Regions from separate parts of the Homo sapiens genome. Here regions 2 and 3 are each linked to region 1. The links are chromatin loops, found by intact Hi-C in ENCODE. Cell type or tissue: CD4-positive, alpha-beta T cell. All regions are shown on one strand. Links, peaks and the distances in the headings refer to the core of each region. The heading gives the core; the rest is flanking DNA.

What was found. A loop is a pair of places that touch in the nucleus more often than their neighbours do. Peaks named below come from ENCODE experiments on the same cell type or tissue, not always from the same donor. Only the 100,000 strongest peaks of a DNase experiment are listed, where the experiment ranks them.
Region 2: a loop joins it to region 1, with 4 times the contacts of the local background. A loop is called at or near these places in 12 of 110 quality-filtered maps.
Region 3: a loop joins it to region 1, with 2.8 times the contacts of the local background. A loop is called at or near these places in 12 of 110 quality-filtered maps.

The regions. Positions count from the first base shown.
Region 1 is chr21:17,606,895-17,614,340 of GRCh38, reverse strand. It overlaps BTG3 (BTG anti-proliferation factor 3), which reads left to right and starts at 1,440. Exons shown (of 5, transcript NM_006806.5): 1 at 1,440-1,642; 2 at 5,189-5,369. The coding sequence starts at 5,197. It overlaps BTG3-AS1 (BTG3 antisense RNA 1), which reads right to left and starts at 2,655. Exons shown (of 1, transcript NR_149073.1): 1 at 227-2,655. It also overlaps a transcript of CXADR not described here. In CD4-positive, alpha-beta T cell, for the core only: no CTCF peak of the experiment used is centred there; DNase peaks (open chromatin) are centred at 1,400, 2,170 and 2,650; H3K4me3 peaks cover 2,636 bases; H3K27ac peaks cover 1,837 bases.
Region 2 is chr21:17,791,739-17,799,184 of GRCh38, reverse strand. It overlaps C21orf91 (chromosome 21 open reading frame 91), which reads left to right. Exons shown (of 5, transcript NM_001100420.2): 3 at 2,067-2,603; 4 at 3,915-3,977; 5 at 5,604-7,446. The coding sequence ends at 5,770. C21orf91-OT1 (C21orf91 overlapping transcript 1) reads left to right here and starts at 6,676. Exons shown (of 4, transcript NR_038871.1): 1 at 6,676-6,708. All of the region lies in intron 2 of LOC124900465 (a long non-coding RNA gene), which reads right to left. RefSeq lists an enhancer at 5,056-5,225. In CD4-positive, alpha-beta T cell, for the core only: no CTCF peak of the experiment used is centred there; DNase peaks (open chromatin) are centred at 3,909, 4,294, 5,284 and 5,694; H3K4me3 peaks cover 2,324 bases; H3K27ac peaks cover 4,675 bases.
Region 3 is chr21:17,777,492-17,784,937 of GRCh38, reverse strand. It overlaps C21orf91-OT1 (C21orf91 overlapping transcript 1), which reads left to right. Exons shown (of 4, transcript NR_038871.1): 4 at 7,319-7,446. All of the region lies in intron 2 of LOC124900465 (a long non-coding RNA gene), which reads right to left. Among named protein-coding and RNA genes, the nearest start is that of C21orf91-OT1, 11 kb to the left of the region's middle. RefSeq lists enhancers at 190-279, 310-379, 2,348-2,397, 4,252-4,471. In CD4-positive, alpha-beta T cell, for the core only: no CTCF peak of the experiment used is centred there; DNase peaks (open chromatin) are centred at 2,697, 4,217 and 5,257; H3K27ac peaks cover 3,701 bases.

The sequences.
Region 1 (7,446 bases), core at 766-5,765:
ACTAATCCTAAACTATAGAAATTTCTGGACAAATTTTGAGTAATGTGGGTGGTTACCTAGCTATTTTATGAAACTGCAGAATTAAAGGCCTTTATCTGTAAAAATAACCTCATCAGATTGTTATGATTTTAAAATAAAAACACCTTCACACCTCCTAGAAGACTCCAAGGTGTAAATATCCTCTTTAAATGTACCAGTAAGTAGACTAAGTCCTAGAAGAGTATAATTTTTTTTTTTTACAAATAAAGTTTATTGTACTGTTTGGGGGATGGTATATTTATTACTGCTAAAAAAATTACCATTTTGAATTGCTAATTGGCTATAACAAAGATCAGTAATACAAATTTAAAACATTCATAAAACTGAGCTGAAAACATGCTCCCAAGCCTAGTGGGCAGTAAGGAATCTGGCCAATATACTGTACAACTTGAACATTCAGTTCTTAAGTAGTTTACAACATGGTTTAGCCCTCTTTTAATAATAATAATAAAAAGGTAGGAATATCTTGTATTCCTCCCGCTAGTTGGATGTATTAAAGTGCTTTCACAAAACTAAGACCATGGTGTTAACTCAATATAAAAGGTTGAAAAGATGTTCCTTCTTTTCTTCAGAAAGTTAATGTTCCCTCTCCATATTTGTATTTGCTCAAAGATGAAGCTTTGCATCTGGGAAGTCCTTGAGTAGAGTGTCTCAGAAATAGAAAGCCTGGACTCTCAAGGCTTCATTCCTTTGGCCAACATCTTTGGAGCCTCTCCTTTATGCAAAACACAGTGGCCGGTGCCAGGGCAGCACACAAGCGTCCACAGGAGGCAGGCCCTGCTGTGAGGGGCCAGGGAAGGGCCCAACTAGGAGTGCCAACAACCGCCTAAAATACAGCAGGGCGGCTGCACGGTTAACGTGCGTGTAATTGACTACAGCAAGAAGGATGAGGATCTGTCCATAAATGCCAAGTTCCCCTTCCCGTCGAGTCCGTGTCCCCCATGAAGCCCCGGGTCTAGAGAGCTGGGTCTAGAACTCGCCATTCCGCCCTGAGGGTGTCAAGTGCAGCGTGGAGAGACCTGAGGGGGAAACAAAAAGGCCGAGACAGCCGAAAGGACCAAGCCCGCGCGACCCCCGAAGGCGCTGACGCACGTAGGGCGGCCGGGCGGGGGTCCCACAGGCCTTCAGCGCCGCTTTTTGCCGGGGAGGGAAGCCCGCGGTTCTGCGGACCGCGCCGTCGCGGTCGAGGGTCTGCGCCAGGCTCAGGGTAGGGCGAGGGTGTGTCGCCTCCCGTGCGGCTAGGCCCGGGGCTCGGGGGTGGCCTCGCGGCGAAGCCCCGCCCCCGGCACCGCCCCTCAGGCGCGCGAGCCGATCCCGCGCGCGCCAACCCTTTCCCGGGTCATCGCCCCTCCCCTCTTCCGGGCCGCGAGCCCCCTGCGCGCCGCTTTGGGGCTGCGCTCACTCGTGTGCGCGCTCGTCCGCCCGCCAGTCCTCTCAACGCGCGCTTGGCCGCCCGACGACGCGGGAGCCGCACGCGCCGGACGAGGCTCGCTGCGCTCCCTGTTGCCCAGCGCGGGCCCGTTGAGGCGGAGCCCTCAGTTCCCGGCCAGGACACGGTCTGGGCCGCCGAATCTCCGGCCGAAGAGCGGCGGCGGCAGCGGCGGTGAGGAGACCGGGCCGGGGAAAGGCAGACATGGCGGGGCTGTGGGTATCGGGGGAGGGTGGTCCCGTCGCCCCTGCGGCCACGTCGAAGGCTCGCTGGCGGGCGGCGCACCGGGGACAGGGGAGGGGCAGGGGATGGAACCAGGTTGCATGGGCTCCGGCTCGGCGCCAGAGCGGGGCTGCGGGCCGCGAGGGCGGCCCGCGAGGCTTTCCGCGGGACCCTCGGCGGGCGCCTGAGGAAAAAGACGCCGCCTCAGGGCTCCTGCCACGTTTCCCACAGCGCGTTACATTCCGCCTCCGGGTGGGCGACAACCCCGCGGCTTCCCACCCTCTGTCCACCCCCTTCGCGTCGGTGTTTTTTCTGGAGCTCCGCTTGTTTGCTGGAGAGTCGCGCCTCCGGGAAGCCGGGTCCTCGAACCCAGGGCCGCCCGCCGGGGACAGCGGACCCGCGGGGCAGGCGCACCCTGGCGAGGATGTTGTCGGGGAGGCTGGGCATTGGGCGCCAGGGCCCTTCCCCTTGAACTTGGGGAAAACCGGGATTGCAGAAGTTGGGCGCAGCTCAAGGCGGTTCTTTCAAGAGCGGGTGGAGATGTTTGATCCCTCCTCACCTACCTCTCTCAAAACCCCAGCGGGAGAGCCTAGCAGCAGGTTTCGATGGCTTCAGAAAGTCCAACTCTTAGCCCCTTGGAAAATTATTTCCCCTCTTCATGGCTTTGTGGCGCCGCTGAGGTCGGGCCGGGGCTCCTCACCCCACGGGCCAGTCTTCTCGCGCCCTCCACCTTGGGAACGTCTATCAGGAGAAAAATGTGTTCCTAGAAACGTTTGCGATTAGCTTTTCGTTACAAGGGAGGGAAAAGTACAAAAGTTATAAACTCCTGCGAGGCCGAGCTTGATTCTGGATTCCCTTTGGGTTTTATCCACGCAGCCGTGAGCAGAGGAGCCTTGTGGAACAAAGTAGAACTTGAGGAGCAGCCGCCGCGGTGACGAGGTCCCAGGATGACGTCACCGTGCGATATTTAAAATGGGAGCCTTTTGCTCTGAGTGTGGGTGGAGGACGCCTACTTACTCAAGACGCCTGAGGTCTTCTTGGCCCTGCTTGCCTCTGGTGGTTCTTGCCCTGACTGTAACTCTCCCTCTTTCACCTTTTGGTACTCCTAGAATACTGGTGGGAGTGGGCTTATTTTTCAGCTGTTCGAGCTATCATTTCTTCAAACGGGGAAAACAAAAGTCCAAATGAGTCATCTTGTGTTACAACCAAAAGCAACCACTAAGTGGTTCTTTCCTTCTTTTCTATTTTTTTATATGAAGCAGAGCAAACAGAAACAAATCCAGAACTCAGATATGTGGCACATAGTTGGCAAATGTAATGAATGAGGAGAAAGATCTAGTTAAAAGATTCAGTACATTTCTTTAGTGTGGTTCCTTGTTTGCTTTGCTGGAGTGGAGGCTAATGTAGTTCCATCAGCAAAACTTTCTTCCCAACCCGTATATTAAATTGCCTTGGGTTTTCTTTTCCATCGTATCGTGGTGGAATATAAACGTAGCTTTACAAAGTGGAAATGGCTTACATTTTTCAGGAGGAGGCTGCACAGCAGTCGTGGTGGGCTGGGGTTATGTATACGTGTACACTCGTGTGTGGACCCATGCCCGGTGCCTGCTAGCTGGCTGTAGAAGGTGAATTTCTCATTCTAGGGTTCTGGGAGGAAGATTTGTGTGCCTTCCCCTCCATCAGGCTATCTGCGGCTGCCAGCACACCTCTCAGATAACTGTGTAGAATTTATTTCACAGTGAGGTTCCTTGTTTGAATTTGCACTTGGAATAAAGGAGTCATATTCTGAAGAGAGACTGAAAGAGCAGTTTGAGAAAAGAAAGCTAACAATCAGCTTTATTTTTTTGGAAATGTGGGAACACAAACTACTGCTAGGTTAGTTGTTTTTATGCTAAACATAGCAGAGGCTGTATGTTTTTAATACGTAATTGGCTCCCAAAAAGGTGATGTTGCTTACTAAAGGCAGCATCTTAATAACTCCAGGTTACAGCAGCCAGATGAATGAGCTCACTGAGTAGAGACAACATACATCAAAACAATCTTAGGACAAGGGTTTGCCCTTAAGGATTAATCAATGATAAATCAGATATACCATTTTTAAAGTCCTTTGAGGCAATCCAAAATGTAGCTAAATCTCTGATTATTTCTTTTAGTTTGTTTTTCTGCGGGTGACCTGAATTTCCATTTCTTAAATATGTCCTGATAGATCCACTAGTTTTTGTGTCTCTTAACTTGTGGATAAATGTATCTCTCTTCCTGAAAGAGTACTTTCGGAAAGTCAATGCTGAAATTTTTTATGTAGAACAGTTTTGGGATTTAATTTATATACCATGCAATTCACCCATTTAAAATGTACAGTTCAATGGTTTTAGTATATTCACAAAGTTGTACAACCATTACTATAGTGAAATTTAGTAAATATTTTTATCACCTCAAAAAGTAACCCTGTACTTATTAGCAATGCTCCTTTTCTTGGTTTCCCACTTCCCCGTAGGCCACTAATCTGTCTTCTGTCTATATAGATTTGCTTATTCTGGATATTTCATATCAATGGAATCGTACAATATGTGGTCATTTGTGACTGGCTTCTTTCCCTTAGTGTGATGTATTCAAGGTTCACCCATGTTGTAGCTTATATTAGTACTCATTCGTTTTAACTGCTGAATAATATTCCATTACATGTATATACCACAGTATTTGTCCATTCCTTAATTGGTAAACATATAGATTGTTTTTACTTTTTAGCTATTATGAATACTGCTGTGGGCATTTCTGTGTTCAAGGTTCACCCATATTGTAGCTTGTATTAGTACTCATTCCTTTTCATTGCTGAATAATATTCCATACGTGTGTATAACACAGTATTTGTCCATTCTTTAGTTGGTAAACATATTGTTTTCACTTTTTAGCTATTATGAATACTGCTATGGGCATTTCTGTACAAGGTTTTGGTGTGGACATATGTTTTCATTTCTCTTGGGCAAATAGAAGTAGAATTGGCCGTGTCATATGATAACTCTGTGTTTAACCTTTCTAGGAACTGCCGAACTTTTCTGTTATAAAATAGCTCTACAGTTCTAGATTTTAAAGTAGACTTTTTTTATGTTTTAAAGTTCAAATCATTTCACAGAATTTTAAACTTAGATTATTGCAGCTAAATATTGACACACACAGTAACATCTATGTCGTATCATTTATTATAGTGCTTCTCTTTTACTGATAGGTGTGGTTTTATTTTAGCCAACAGGAGCAACGTGCTATCTTTATGGAATTTCTTCATGAAGCTAAGTGATAAGATTTTTAAGTAGTATTTTATAATAAGGCCTTTATGGCATAAAGATAAGTAGATTGTTCTCTACTTCAGATATAAGCCAAAGAAATACAAGATAAAATTGGAAGGAGGAAGGGGAGAGCTGTAAAGGAGGTATATCTTACAGAGCTTCATCTTCCCAGTTTTTATATTTTGTTTTTCTGAGAAAACATGTTTTATCTTTGCAGGGAAAAAAATGAAGAATGAAATTGCTGCCGTTGTCTTCTTTTTCACAAGGCTAGTTCGAAAACATGATAAGTTGAAAAAAGAGGCAGTTGAGAGGTTTGCTGAGAAATTGACCCTAATACTTCAAGAAAAATATAAAAATCACTGGTATCCAGAAAAACCATCGAAAGGACAGGCCTACAGGTAAAGGATTAGATTGGATTAAGCAGAGGCTGATCAACCCCTGAGGTGGGTTCAAGGCCGGATGATTGAAGGGTGTGCAGACCATGCCTACAGGTGTTTCATCTGCAAAATATAGAACTCTGGGGTGTTTGTATATTTTCTCCTTACTCATTTTAAAACAAGTATTTGTTGGCGGAGTGGTGGAGTCCCACTGCCTGGACACAGGAGGCCAATGCTATGGGGTCAAAGGAGTTAGTCTTTTGTGGTTATAGCCTGGCTCCTAACAGTGCATTTCTGTTTATCACAAATACTTAGGGATTTTCACAATTCTAGAGGACCCCTAATAACACATTAATGGGCATGGTAGGAGTTGAAAGAAGTGAATCTTGCATCTAAAAGTAAATTACATGTTATATGTTCTTTGAAAAAAAAAAAAGTATGGAAAAAGGGAACTAAGATTATCAGACACCTGATATGTCGTTAATACAAGAATAATCTCATTTATATATTTGTGGTAGAAGTCAGTGTAACTATTTTCTAGATGAATGTGACTCACCTGTGATCCACGACTAGTAAATAATGGCTCTGGGATTTGCTTTTCTGGGAGTTTTTTTTTTTTGTGGTATTGTTTTTGCTCTGTCACCCAGTCTAGAGTGCAGTGGTATAACCATAGCTCACTGCAGCCTCAAACTCCTGGGCTCAAGCAATCCTACTGCCTCAGACTCCAAAGTAGCTAGGATTATAGACATGTGCCAACACACCAGGCTAATTTAAAAACAAATTTTTTTTTGTATAGATGGGATCTTGCTGTGTTACCCAGGTGAGTTTCAAACTCCTGGCCTCACGCGATCTTCTCCCTTTGCCTCCCAGAATGTGAGGATTACAGGCGTGAGCCACCATGCCTGGCCAAGGTTCTGGGATTTGAACTCAGGTCTACATGACCCCATGTTTTCATGGGCTTTCTGCACACCACAGTGTTACCACTGTTTTGGCACTGAGAACGAAGGTAATTCTCACTTGGAGCTGTCTTTTGTACTCTGCTGTATAAGGTACATTTACAGCTTAAAGTAAAGAAGAGCAGACTCCTATAAAACATGCCCTGGCATGCTCACTGTAGTATTTATGTGACTGCTCAGGAACCTCAGTTGAGAATGTTCTGCTAAACTCAGCTGCCAAACATTGTCCCATTTTGTGGATGTGGCCACGAGAAATAAAAGTGGAACAGTGACTATAGTGATAACTACAGAAATACTCTTTTATTTGTGTATATTGATGTCCCCAAAGTTTCCTACACAAATCAACACTTTGTGCTTTGATGTCAGAAGGACTTCCTTTCTGCCACTGGGCTCTTGCAAGTACAGCACTATTCAAGGAGTCTAAAAAGGAGGTAAACATATTATTTGCTAATTTCTCATGTACTGAAAGTCAAGTGAGCTTGTGTTCTATTGACAAGAAGAGAATCAAAATAGTTTATTTTCCTTTTCATTTTTAATCCAAAGAGGTTTCCAGTAAATTGGAAAATGAATTAAAATAGAAATGTGCACGCTAACACAGGCTCAAGTCATTTTTTATCTTATCTCTTGATTATCTTAATTTTTTTTTTGCATATTTTCATTTCCAATAGAGTGAACAGCTTTCGTTAAGTTAGAACTGTTGAGGCTTTTTACTCTGATTTAACTGACATTGGATGAAGGCTTTTTGGAAGTGCCAAGCCACCATACTATTACTGAAAAAGGAGGCACTGTCAAGTAAATATTTAAAGGTCAGACAGTGTACAATTTCATTTCCATTAATTCTAAAAACTTGAGAAAAAAACTGAAACGATTAAATTGGCATGTGATCAGAAGTATCATTACTGAGTCATTTTAAAGCTGTATTTGAAGTAGAAAAAATAGTGGGTTGTTACTATTATAAAAATGAATAGAATATAAGATTAACCAAGTTAGTAGAGACTTCAGTCTGTAGAATAGGTGGAGTGTTCTTTCTCTTACAAAATGTTTGTAAGTTGAAATTGTTTTTCTGCAATATAAATAAGATACTTGTAGAGAGCAATTTGGCAATATTATCAAGATCTATAAAAATATTCATACCTTTTGAA
Region 2 (7,446 bases), core at 2,447-7,446, 180 kb before region 1:
CTTTTTTATCGGAGTTTCTGTATAAATACTAAAAAACCCACAAAATATAACAATAAATATTAATTACTTTCCATAGCCTAGTTCACAACCTTTTTTATATGCTAAAGAATTTCATTGCTACATAGAGCTGAGGCAGTGCACTGAGAATGAGACCATTTACGGTTTTGAGGGATTAGCTAACCATCTGTTGGCAACAAGACCTAAAAGAGTTTGCAGAGGGTAGGGGAGCTCTTTAATAAATGTTTCAGTTAGTAATAGGCAAGCTTCAGGTTCTCTCTGCATACCAGTGTTTCCCAGAAAACTAAGCATTGGAATCAGATAGCAGAATGGAACCATTTTTCCTTTGGTGTATAACTTGTGATAACTACTGTTTTGTCTTATTATCTAAAATGCGTAATAATAAAACTTAATAAAGCAGAGCTCGTGAGCTTCCTTTTTATGTCAGTTTCCCATTTTTAAAGATGTATACTCTATTATCAAATAAAGCTTTGAGATTTATAATTCACATATTCTAATGTTGCTGGAAATTTGACCTAATCAGATAATAACTGGTAGAAATGTATACGTGCTCACAATTGCAGTACAAGGAGCAAAGTGATAAATAAGATGTATATTAAATTCTGTTTAAGTTTCCAGCAATTTTTGTACTCATTGGAAAAAACAAGGCTCAGATATTTGAGTTTACCTCATGAGAGCAGTTGTTTACATGTGCTTACAATATTAATGTTTTAGAGGTGTGTTCACATAGCTTACAGTAACTGTTGAGGGAACTGATAACCAATTTAACACTTGGTTTTGACAGTCTCATCAAGTCCCACCATTGGCTGATACTATATATATTTTTAAAAACATTAATATTCACAAGTATGCTAATACTTTATTTCATACCATTAAAGTACAAATGCTTCATTATCTTTCTTTTAGCCAGACTTTGGAGTTCAAATAAAATAACTATGAGTTCAATTTTTAAAGGAAAGGAGGAATTACAAAATGTATTTTTTTCTGATGAATCAGCTAAAACTTTTTTTTAAACTAGCTCCTGAGTGGCTCTCCGCTTACTCCATTTGAAAAGCTAAGCAGATTTAAACTGGTTAATTCTGGCAGACATAAATTTTCAGGTCCACATTCCTAATTCACCTTCAGCATAAAAGTAGCGCTGTTTAACTTTAATAACATGGCTTGAACTTATAAAAATGTGTGAATATATTCTGTATTTTGAAATGTATTAGATATTTGAAAATGTTTTATATTTTTATAATTTTTATATTTTTAAAAAACAATTGAGGTAGCATACTTATACTCTACTAAGTTGAGAGATATAAAAGTAATATTTCTGTTATTTATGGTATATAATGAACATTTGTGAGTTGAGGAATTACTGGCTGTTGGATCTTGGCAGATTGAATTTACTGCTGTATGGAAAATGATTGAGTATAATGCATTTCTTCTAGAAAATAAAATTATCTTGATAAGGTTTTAGTAACTATAAAATGGAAATGTGAAAAATGTTAGATGCTTTGATTTTCTTTAAAAATAAATCTAAATAGTTTATTGAATTTTTGACTTTTATTTGCATTTTTCTGGTTCTGGTTTTTTTTTTTTCAATAAACATAATTTAAGAACATGATTTACTGTGTTTTAGGGAGGAAAACTTGTTCAGTATTTCTGTTATTGAACCTCATAATATTATAGATATTTTTGCAAGTGTGTACTTCAGAAGGTTTCATGAAGAAAGCACTATAATGTAAAGGCCAAGAATCTGTAAAGGTAAATTGCTGGGTTCAGTAGTATTTTTTTATATCGTGCAGTAACATCTCTAGACTAGGATTAAAATTGAATAATTAAGTTCTTAGAAAGATTTTGCTATCCATAAGAATTTAATATTACTGAATATTGAAGCAGAAATTATTAGGCCACATTGTATATTAATACTAATATTCTTTAGCATTTTTCCTCTAATTCACAGACTATCAGGGACTCTGATTTTACTAAGATTTGTATGTTCTTAAAGTGACTTATAGAAAACAAAATTTCTCAAGTCTTTTGTTTCTCTTTTTTTTCCATAGGGGTACCAAAGTCTGATCTCTTGCACACCAAATCATTAAGGGGCCATAAAGACTGCTTTGAAAAATACCATTTAATTGCAAACCAGGGTTGTCCTCGATCTAAGCTTTCAAAAAGTACTTATGAAGAAGTTAAAACCATTTTGAGTAAGAAGATAAACTGGATTGTGCAGTATGCACAAAATAAGGATCTGGATTCAGATTCTGAATGTTCTAAAAACCCCCAGCATCATCTGTTTAATTTCAGGCATAAGCCAGAAGAAAAATTACTCCCACAGTTTGACTCCCAAGTACCAAAATATTCTGCAAAATGGATAGATGGAAGTGCAGGTGGCATCTCTAACTGTACACAAAGAATTTTGGAGCAGAGGGAAAATACAGACTTTGGACTTTCTATGTTACAAGATTCAGGTGCCACTTTATGTCGTAACAGTGTATTGTGGCCTCATAGTCACAACCAGGCACAGAAAAAAGAAGAGACAATCTCTAGTCCAGAGGCTAATGTCCAGACCCAGCATCCACATTACAGCAGAGAGGAATGTAAGTAAAATGGGGAGAAAAGTAAAAGTTGGGTGGTTTGGGATTTTTGTACATTTGTATAGATGTGTAATGGGTCAAGAATTTTGCTGTGGAATCATAGATTTGGGAAACATTGTATTTAACAGGTTCACCTTAGCAAAAATGAGACATCTTAAAATTTTTCATTCACTGGGATTCTGTCTTCTAAGCATTGAAGTTAAGCAATTTCCATGTTTGTTTTGCCATTTAAAATGATTACACTAAATGGAATCAACAAACTGTGAATTGGAACATCTAGGACTCGTATAGTTTAGAAGTACAGCTTCATCTGTTGGCTAATACACATTGTCATGTTGCTGATCCCTGTAAGACTAATTGACTGGTGGTGGCATTTCAGAAGCAAAAATGTGACATTTTACTAAAGGCCAAAGGTAATGTGTGCACTTATTGTAAAGTTAGAAAGGGTGACTCATTCTCTCTACATCTATTTCTACAAAAATTTACAGAAGCTGAGGTGATTTTAATTGTCTTGAAATCATGTTTTCAGAGCCAGAAGGGACCTCTGCTATCTTGTTATACAACTTCTTGATTCTAAATGTGAATTATTTAAGATTCTACATCTAGACAGACAAATTTATTTTTCAAACTGCAGGTTATAAACTATCTAATGCTTAATCAAAATAAGCTTAATGGGTAGTGACTAACACTTTTTAAAAACTGAAACCGAATAGGAGATACCAGAATTCATTGGACCTACTACTATTTTTTGGTGAAACTTTTATTTCATTGGAGGGTGGTGATGTACTGGGAGTGATAAAAAATATGTTTCTGGCCAGGCACAGTGGCTCACACCTATAATCCCAGCACTTTGGGAGGCCAAGGTGGGAGGATCACTGGAGCCCAGGAGTTCAAGACCAGCCTAGACAACACAGGGAGACCCCATCTCTACAAAAAATAAAAAAATTAGGTGTGGTGGCACACGCCTATGATTCCAGCTCCTAGGGAGGCTGAGGTGGGAGGAATCACTTGAGCCCAGGAGGTTGAGGCAACAGTGAGCCATTGATCGCACCACTGCACTGCCACCTGGGTGACAAAGTGAGACCCTGTCTCAAAAAAGAATAAAAATAAAATTTTCTTACCATGGGTTGTGGTCAGGGTTTGAAAACTTCTACTCCACACTTACGAGCGTTAATGGTTGAATACTGGAGTACTGCTGAATGTTGTGTTGGCAGTTAAGTGCTGATTTTTAAAAATAGGATATTGTGTTGGTGATGTAAGCAGCATGTTTTCCTAGGTTGTTGTGGTAATAGTGAATACATTTTCATGTTTCAGTGAATTCGATGACTCTTGGTGAGGTAGAGCAACTGAATGCAAAGCTCCTACAGCAAATCCAGGGTAAGAATCACTGTCAGTACTTTTTTGTGTGTGACAAATTTTGACATAGAAAATCATCTATGATAGGACACCACTGGCTTTATCTACATTTAAATTTGGAAATGAGATATTCAAACCTGTTAGAGTTTCCAGAGCAAAAAGAATAAGAAAGAAACAACTTTCAACTGCAGAGGAAATACATTTTTCCTTTTTTTTTTTTTTTTGCGACAGAATCTTGCTTCATCACCCTAGCTGCAGTGCAGTGGTGATCCTCCCGAGTAGCTGGGACTTACTGTCATTACACCCAGCTAATTTTCTATTTTTTATAGGGAGGGGGTTTCATCATGTTGCCCAGGCTGATCTCGAGCTCCTGGGCTCAAACAGTCCTCCTGCCTCAGCCTCCCAAAGAGCTGGCATTACAGGTGTGAGCCACTGCGCCCAGCCACATTTTTCTTTTCTAAGTGAAAATGGAAACTACCACCTCTTACTAACATTTTATTGACTACCCACTATTGCACCAGGCACTATGTGGGAGTCCTCCCAAACAGTTCTTTAAGGCATGTGATATTAGTCTTTTTTGTTAAATTATAAACAATTTCAAACATATATAAAAGTAGTGAGACTAGTATAGTGAACCCTTTAAGCCATTTTCACCAGCTTCAACTGTTAGCAAAGGCATAATAATCAGTATCTCTACTTGCATCCATTCCCATTGCACTACCAGTAGCATGGATTATTTTCAAACAAATCCTAGCTAACACACTGTTTTTTGTCCATAAATAGTTTAGGATTTCCTCTAAAAGAGATAACTTTTTAAAAAACAGTCACAGTCTCATTATCACACCATTTAAAGTTAATAATTCCTTAACGTCATCAAGTATAATGCTAACACTAACAAGTAATGTTCAGATTCCGCAGTTGTCTCCTTTTCAATTTATTTCCTTTTAGATGAGAAAATTGTACTTCAGAGATGTTAAGTTGCTTACAGAGATCATGCATCCAATCAGTAGCAGATCAAGGATTTAAACTCCAAAGCTTAACCACACAGCCTCTCAGAATAATAAAAATAATCACAATAATAGTTGTAGTAGAAATTTATGAGTACTTTACAAATATGATCTCATTTAATTTTTACAGTAGCCTGGTGAAGTGCTTACTATCATTATTAATGTTACACAGAAAAGGAAATTGAAACCAAAAGTTGCTTGCCTGAGGCACGTAAGAGTAGGAACAAGGATTCAAAACTCTTAGTAGTCTGATTCCAAAGCCTCTTAGAGGGGGTTCCAGACCTGAATACTAACAGGCACTTCTTGTCCATAAATCACATTATGTACTAATTGAATCTGTTTATAGATTCTAATTGAGAAAAGTAGCTCAGCTACAGTAGCAACCACCATTTTTGCTGTGTATCTCTGTAGTCACTTGATGGAGAAGAGCCAAATTCCATTTGGCTATGTAAAGTATACAGATGCCTAGGATGATCAGAACTGATATGCTTTGTAGAGAACAGAACTGTTTCCTTGGTATCAAATCAGTTTCATTGTGACACTTTGCCCAATGCATAGATTTCAGTTAGAGTTCTTGAAATATAAATCATAGCACCGGCTTTCTGCATACTAAAAATGAAAGTTTTTAAATCTTTTACAGAAGTTTTTGAAGAGTTAACTCACCAAGTGCAAGAAAAAGATTCTTTGGCCTCACAGCTCCATGTCCGCCACGTTGCCATCGAACAGCTTCTGAAGAACTGTTCTAAGTTACCATGTCTGCAAGTAGGGCGAACAGGAATGAAGTCGCACCTACCCATAAACAACTGACCTAAACAGACTTACTTCGTATGCCCTGCCCTTTATTGGTCTCCCAGACATGCAAACTTTGAAGAAGTTTGAAGAAAGTTGTGGTCCGTTTTTTTATGGTCATTAAATTTGCCAAACATAAGGCAGTATTTAACATCTTTGTCAAATAAAGCAGATCATTATACTCTAGTCTTCTAGGGCTAATCATTTTGGCTCATTTGGGGACTCTTTTTTCCCAGAATTACTAAACAAATTTTATCACATGTGACTACTTAAATATACTGTTACAGTGTCATTTTATTAAACATTTTAATTCACCTGTCAAAACAACAGATTAACTCCTTAGTGTAAACTACTAGAGATAATTTTTAAGAGGGAAATGGAATTCATATCACCTCTTATTTATTATGAGCAATATTTTAATATAAAAATTTTATATGTGAAAATGCTATTTTAGGTACTTTGCCATTCTCTTTATAAATGTGTATTTGAGTGGTTCTGTATATTTATTTACATTATCATGTGTGAATATGTTCACCCATATTTCAGGTCACTGCATTTTATTCTCTTAATACAATGTTTTCACAACGGTTACCTTGCTTTCCAAAGATAAATATATTTTGGATTAGAAATCTGAGTTGTTTTAATTTCTAATACCTCTTGTAAAAGAAGAATTAATAACTTTTTAAAGCAGTATTCAGGTAAATACAATACATTATTTTGTTTTCTAACAAAAGCAGTTCTTAGTTCAGGAAGAAAAGACTAATCTGGCTTCTATGTCAATTTGTCTCCATAGAAATGAAAGCCTCCTCTTGCTTCTTTCATTATTAGCTTCACACCAGTGACTGTGATGCATTAGAATTTGGACAGAGTAAGTCAAGCCTCACTTCCAATTCAAATATAATGTCTATCTTCAAATTGAGTGTGCTGTGAAATTGTTCTGTCTTTGAAAAAAAAAAGTAAGATTATTTTGTGTGCCACTTTGGGTAAAGTTTCAAGAATACTTAAACTGTCCAAATTGTATTATCACCATCATTGAACTTAGTGCTCAAAGAAAGCATTGTGAGGTATTTTTCTAAACTTTAGACTCTATAGAGAAATATAGGATTGTTCTACAGAAGAAAAGCAAAACTCCTAATTAAAAAAAAATAAACCTATGTATTAAGAGAATGTTCTCGTAAGTTGCCTATGATGCTTCCAAAGAGTTTTTATCTAACAGATTGTGCCAAACAGCTAGATAAATTTTAATAATGTATTACAGTAAAGGCTATAACCAATGCAGAATTAAAATGGGCTCTAAATTCTGTTTTTAACTCATGTTTAGAATGTACTTATGAGGTAGATCCTTGCTTGAAAGTATCTGCTGAAAAGCCCAGTAACGTGGCAGCTTCATGCATAAAGATATAAATGACATTTGCCTTAAATTTGGCAGCCTACCCTGGCTTGGGTCAGATTTTGTTGTTGAACACAAGAAAGTATTTAAGCAAAGAAACACTTCAGTTTAATTGAAAACAACTTTTTGTAATGCTGACGTGTTAAATTGGCCTGAGGGTATTAATTGATATCTGTTGATTTTGTTTTTCTTTGAAGTATAACATTACTTTTTGGAGGGAATTTTTGAAAGATGCTTTCGATTTCTCTCAATTCTTTAAGTCATGCAAAATGAATTTAAAATCCAGGGAGTATGGATGCATTGC
Region 3 (7,446 bases), core at 1,513-6,512, 170 kb before region 1:
CTGATTTTGTTGCTGTAAAGAAGAGGTGCTTAGAAGAGTGAAAATGAGCAACCATGACCGTTTAGAAGAGGTGGAAATGAGGGACCATGACTCACCATTGGCTGAGGTTGTCGGAATTTGCATTTGGATTTTATTGCTGTAAAGAACAAGACGGAGTATTTTTGAAATGGGAGTAAACTAAACTGAAAGCACTACTGAAAATAGATTAGAATCTGAAACTGAGATAAATTTGTGGCTCAAAAAGAAAATTTACAAAAGCCAATAGATGAAATTTCTAGTGTGGGATAGATGAGAAATATGAAAAGCTACTGCAAATGGCATGTGGGAAAAATATGAATACTATAGTCTTTACTTCGTTTCTTCAAGCAATAATTTTATTTGTTCTCTCAGTATTTGGTGCGATGGCGAGGGTGGACTAAGACTCTGTTGTGAAAACCAAGCCCTTATAGGTCAGTTGGTATCAAGCTTCACCAGAGGGAAGTCAAGAAATCTTTAACCTAGAAGAGAAGAGGTTTATAAGAGGATGGTCAGTACAGTGTACAGAATGTGGAAGAAAACCATAGCATAGCTAACGCAAGAGTTTCAGATCTGTAACTTCAAAGCAAAGAAAAGGCAGTGTGAATACAGAAGGGCTATTCTAGAGGAAAGAGGCTACTGAACTGAAAAGTGATTAAGGCAGAAGAGGAAGTTGTAATGAGCAAGATGATTGCTAAACCGACATGCAGGAACTTCTCTTCTAATCTTCTGCCACAACTAAGCACCTCTTTACCTCTCTTAGCCTCTGTTTTCTCATCTGTAAAAAATGAAATTGAACTTTATGATCTTTAGGGGACCTTCTAGCTCTAACATTCTACAAGTATAATGAATTTTAAGAAACCTACAGTGGAAAATCTCCCAAGCCCCTCTATGAACAGCAGAACTGAGCTGAAAGGGCACAAAGAAAATGTGGTTTCATTTTAAGAGGAAACTGTGAGGTGCTGTTACAGCAAGCTATTTCTGTGATCACCTGTGACAAAAGAGAAAAGAGAGCTGTGTCAGCCTGGCTCCTATTATAAGCAGCTACACAATCCTCTGCATACTGTTTAAGAGCACCTATGTTGTAGAAAGAAAAAGAGGTCTATATATTTTGGCATCTTGTTACTCTGTCACATTCCATATCGGGGGAGCTATTGGGAGAGAATGTTCTCTTAGGAGTAACAGTGGGATAGTTCTCCCACACAATCAGAAGTTGGGTCACCTCCAGCACAGTTCCTAAAGGCTGGCTCCTGTGTGTGGAAAATGAGACACGTAAAGGCAATGTGGTAAGCTAGTTAATAGGATAGAATTTATTCATCAATAAAATTGTTCTTTGTTCTGAGAGTATGTCTTTCCTATGGGAATAGTAAATTTTTCTTTCTTTCATGAAGTGATGACAATAGATGGTAGATTTTCATTTTTGTTTATTTGTTTAGTTTTCAGTCCTTACTTGGTGGAATTAAAACCACAATCTTGTATTGGTCTATTAGTCAGGGTTCTCCAGAGAAACAAAACAAAGTATGTATATATGTGGAGAGAGAAAGATTGGTTTAATTCCCTAAACCAGCTCTGGGGGCTGGCAAGTCTGAAACCTGCAGGGCAGCCTGGATGGGTGGAAACTCCGAGAGTTGATGCTGCAGTCTTGAGTCTGAAGGCAGGTCAGAGGCAGAATTCCTTCCTCTTCAGGGGACCTCACTCTTTTCAGACCTTCGACTGATAGGACAAGGCCCACCCACATTACAGAGAGTAATCTGCTTTACTCAAAGCCTACTGATTTAAATGTTAATCATATCTAAAAACTACTTTCAAAGCAACACCTAGACTGGTTTTGACAAAACAACTGGGCATCATATTTTCCATTTTATTTCAATTTTATTTTAATACTCCATGAATTTAACAAGTCTGGAAACGATGAATCTGGCATTATTTTATCCAAACAGTTGTCTCTGAGCAGCACAATCCTAAATCCTCTACTTGGGTTATCACAATCTCCAAAGAAAGAAGTGCATGTAAGACGCCCTCACACTATTCTGAAGTTTTCCATGTGTTCTAAAAGGGCTTAGAGGAACAGCTTATTATTTTTTAGAATAATCCTTTGCGTAACAAAAATACAAGTTATTTCATTTGTGGTATTTTTTCCTCTTAATCTAGTGTTCAATCAGAAATTATTTGAAGACTGAGTGAGTGTCATACAAAAAGTAAAAGATTCAATGCCTCTAATAATTCAATATCCAATAATTTTAGATAAATTATTAAAGAGTGTTAGAATGTTGAACATTTGGTTTGTTCCTCTCTTATTCTCCTTGCTCCCTCCCTCTGTACCCCACAAACACCTATCCAGAAAGTCATCTTGTATAAGAGAAGGATCCTCCTGAATCCCATCTACCACCAACCCACAGCATATGTTTCCTTGAAAAAATTTAAATAGTCCCAGCTATTGGAAGAGCTCTAGTGTTCCCCAAGACTAACTGGGTAAATAACCAAGTTGCTGGCCATCTTGCTGTGGACAAGCTTGTTCCTTTTTGTCCTGATCAGATAGCTCTGAAACTAGAAAAGACAGCACCTGGGCCTCCTGCTAAGTTTCTCTTCACTGTTCCTGCCTACTGCTTCTCACAAAAGCCCCAGAAAAATGTGGGGACCCAGTGAACTGCTGTTGCCCTATAGAGACAATGGAGCACCTCCCTTGCTTAAAAGAAAATGCAGAGGGAGTTGAGCTAGTGACATGCAAAACCACATTTCCTTTGCTGCCTCCATCTCTTCTCATCTTCATACCTGTGTCAATAAAGTATGGGGAAATAGACTCACATCTTGCAGGACTACACTGCTTTTCATCAAAGTACGGAAGAAATTTCTATCCCAGATGGACACAGATTAGTCTCATCTCAGATGACAAAGTGAACCAGCATGTGGGATATATAAATATCATAGGAAAGTACTAAAAATGTAGAGCTAGAGGGACCTTCAGGAGTCTTGCAGCTTTTATTTGATTTGATTTGGTTTGGTTTGGTTTTAGCAGAGGTCTTTGTTTTAAAAAAAATCCTTCAAGAATTACAAAATGTGAAATGTATAGGAAATAGAGCTGCTGCTGTTCTGCTCGAAAGACAATGGAGATTATTCGACCGAAGTCCCCATTGTATCCCTCTCAGTGACAATCCCCTAGTTTCTCAAACCTTCTATCATGAGCCTCTGAGGCAGCTATGAGAGACCAGCAGGCCCCTGGTTACCTGCAAAGCACCTTTTACAAACTGCTTGTCTACTCTAATACCTTTAGGTGGCCTAAGTCAGTTAAGAAACTTCCAAACGTTCTATACCTTGTTAGCCACAGAGGCAAAGACAAGCACCAAATCTCGATTCCATTTCCAAAGCTCCCATGACCTGATACCACTTCTTATTTTTATTACACAAGATCTTCTTTCTAATGGAATAGTAAGCTATTTCTCCACAGTCTGCTGGACCACAGAAACAGCCAGGAGAGGACTACACAGTTGGAAAAGAATAGGCAGCACAAGTTTTCTAGGGAATCCAGAAGTAGCTTAGATGTCTTCATCCTGAAAGTCAACCAGAATAGACTATGGGAAGAGTAATAGCAGTAGAACTTGCATAACAAATGCTGCTTTACATCAAAAAGCCAGTTTCAGCAAAATTTGTTTATAGGAAATTTCAAAGCTTACACACGTCTATTGTGATTACCTGGTTGGAGGTGGGGGAAATCGCTTACCCTGCTGCTCCTCACTAGATCTTCAAACTAAAGCAGCTCAAGTTATATATTGTAGTCATATGTTCAAGGGCCTGTGGGTACTGTGTGGCTAGGATTTTCTGGTCAACAGAAGAAAATCACAGCAATGTGTACAAAAGCCCCCAGATGTCCCTTATCATATTAGCATCTCTTGTGCAGAAATATATTTTTTGGCACCATATCCTGGAACCAAAGAGAAGGCTAAGGTAAATGGAATAGCAGATGAGCTCATAAGAAGCCAAATTCCAATCTCATACCTGAACGAATTTGAAATGGAAGCTCACTTAGATACAAAGAATTTTAGAACAAGATCTGAAACTCAGTTAAGTAGCCCTCTTAGTCATTACCACTAACTTGGTGCTCATTACAAGTAAAAGGAGGACTTATCCAATTACCAGTGCTTGGTTTCCTGTTGCGCTAATGAACAGGAAAACAGACTACCGCTACGAAAGAATTCATGCCTCTGAGCAGCCAGCGGCTTAGCCACATGTCTGGGTATGCCGAATTGTTCTGATCAGTCAACTTAGGTAAACTCTCATTACTGGTAGATGCCAGAAATAGCACCAGCAAAATCCCCTAAGAAAACCCCAAAATGAAGTTTATGCTATTCCTTCCTCTTTCCTTTGGAACAATTCCATCCTAGAACTATCAGGTGCAACAAGCAAGGTTAGGGTTAGTCCTCATTCACAGGGGCATAGTGAGGTGTGTTTGAGCTGGAGCAAACCAGGAGGGCCTAGCATGGGGTGGGTGGGGAGGTCTGATGCAGGCTATCAGATCTAGAGTGGGAGGAGGAGGGCACCCATGGGGGCAGTGGGGAGCAGGAGATTGGGGGTGGGGTGCCAGAGCCTCAGTGGGCAGAGGAAACATCAGCAGGGGGAAAGGTTATTAAACAAAAATGAGGCAGATGTCTCAATTAGTAGAGGTTTATTAAGCCAAAGTTTGAGGACGACCCAGGAAAAACACAAGTCACAGGAGCATCTGTAACCTGGGCTTTCCGAAGAGGGTTTGGGGAACTCATTACTTAAGGGGAAAAAGCAAGCAGTGGGGGAAAGGGAAGGAGGGTAGGCAGTGAAACAAATAGTTACATCCTTGTGAGGCTGTAACTAGCACTAAAGGAATCTATGTTTTACATAAAAGAAGGTGAACACTTGAAAAGAGAAAGGAAAGAGACAATTATGCATCCATCTCAAGAGTAGGCGCAGGAGTGGTTCGTGTCTTGTACTTGTTCTGTACCTTGGAAGATAAGCTCGTAATTGACATGGTCAGGGTGAGATTTAACAGAACTCGGTTTTAGGAGTTAAACTTAGGTGGCAGGACCAAGGTTACAATTGGCATGTGTTGCTTTTATAGGGGAATATGTATCCTGAAAGATTTTGGAGCTAACAAGGAATTTCCTTGAGAGCAATCTGTGAAGGGGGCCATCTGGGGATGTATATGGCCTTTTGCCGTGTTGGGAACCTGGCTTACATACAATGTTATGACATAGGATTGTGAAATGACAGCTATCTGTTTCAGGAAGAAGGAAGGCAATATTTGCATGACTCAGTTCCCAGGCTTAACTTTCCTTTTGGCGTAGTGAGTTTGAGGTCCCAAGATTCTGATTTCTTTTACAGGGACAAAGTGGCAACACAGGGTTGGTTATATAGGAAGGAATTTAAATAAGTAAATATATTAAGAAATTGAGCAGTTCGGTTTCTCATTCCTCAAAGAGTTACAAATATGAAAGAAGAGAACCAGAATGAACCCTGTGAGTCTGGTTGCAATTGAAGATAATGGGGTAAATGCATGATTTTCAATAGATAGATAAGATACAAATCTAGATACACACAGATGTAAATGTGCTTTTGTGCTTGGCCATTGAGAAGGGGGTCTGGGAGAGTGACCCCCAACAAAAGCGATGAGTAACAACTAGAACCCAAATACTGCTTTCTAAAAACTGTTCACTAAATCCGGGCCCCTTTTGGAGAAATGATTGACTTTAGGGTACAAGATAAGTCGAATATATTTTTGTTCCAGAAAGTACAGAAATACTAAAAAAAGATGGGGACATGACAAAATAACAGAGAACTATATTGAAGGAGTCCCCACTAGCCAAATCAGAGGCAATGTAAGCACCCAAATACTTAGTGAATCCATTGAATGAAATAGGAAAATCTGTGTGATGAAATGAATACATAAATTGAGTTTTTCATAAGAGATGAACTATTTACATAATCTCAAAATACATCCTTCCAAATAATTATTAATTACAAAAGGGAAAGAATTACTTTTTGGTGGAGAAGCCTAACAGACTCGACTCTAATCAAGTGATCAACGTTGATGTCAGGCAGTGAGGATGAGGAGGGGGTAAGAAAAGATGTGAGACTGCTGAATATTTTCCTTAAGAAAATACAATTTGGGCTGGGCATGGTGGCTCATGCCTGTAATCCCAGCACTTTGGGAGGCCAAGGCAGGCAGATCACCTGAGGTCAGAAGTTCAAGACCAGCCTGGCCAACATGGTGAAACCTCGTCTCTACTAAAAATACAAAAGTAGCTGGGCGTGGTAGTGGGTGCCTGTAATCCCAGCTACTTGGAAGGCTGAGGCAGGAGAATCGCTTGAACCCGGGAGAGGGAGGTTGTAGTGAGCCAAGATTGAGCCATTGCACTCCAGCCTGGGCGACAAGAGCAAAACTCCATCTCAAAAAAAAAAGAAACAACAACAAAAAAGAAAATACAATTTGACCTTTAAAGACAATATGAATGTATAACTGTGGTAATTTATATATATATATATAAAATATTGAAAAATTTTTTTAAATCTTTGTTATTCTTAGGTCTTACTCATTGAAAGCTTACTCATTGAAAGAAAACAAATAACAAATATTATCAATTAAGACTATCCAATCATAACACAGTGCTTGAAACAAAATATAAATGGAAATGCTTTTACTAAGAAAAAAAATCATATAATGGCTCCCAAATTGAGAAATCCTTGATCCTTCATCAAATCATTGATCCTTAGAGTTTCAAATGTTAGCAAGTTGAAAGAAGCTACTTTAAATTGCTAAAATAAATACTATCATTAGTATTCACAAATTCTTGATCCTTGATCATCAAAGTTTCAAATGTTAGCAGTTTGAAATCATTAGTTATTATAAGTGATAAAATACTATCTAGCATTTGTGGAGTTTTACTCAAAGGCAAGCATTGTTCTTAAGTTTTATAGACATCATCACATTTAGTTTTCACAATTTCTTTATGAGGTAGGTACAATTATCTCCATTCTACAGATGAGGAAACAGGTGCAGAGAATTTAAGAACCTAGCCCGTCATACTATTAGAGGGGTGAACCCGGGTAGTTTAACTCGTATGCCTGTGTATTTAATCATTGCACTGACTGTTTTAATCCTTAATTCTAACCCTTAGTTCTATTCCTTCTCACATTGAATCAATCATCTATGATCTATTAATGTTGTCCCCCAAATCATCTCAGTCCCTGTGTACTTTGGCTGGAGTAATAGATTATTTTTTAAAGTAGAGGTTTATTTTAGAGATAATCTTGCTTATCTAATTTCCTCATATTGCAGACTTGCTGCAGTTTTACATCCAGTTCACTGATCAACTATCAAACTGAAGGATAGCTTGTCACTGCATCTGCAGTGACTCACTTGCCTTGGGGAAAAATACATGTCACACATTTACATTTTGGCTTTTA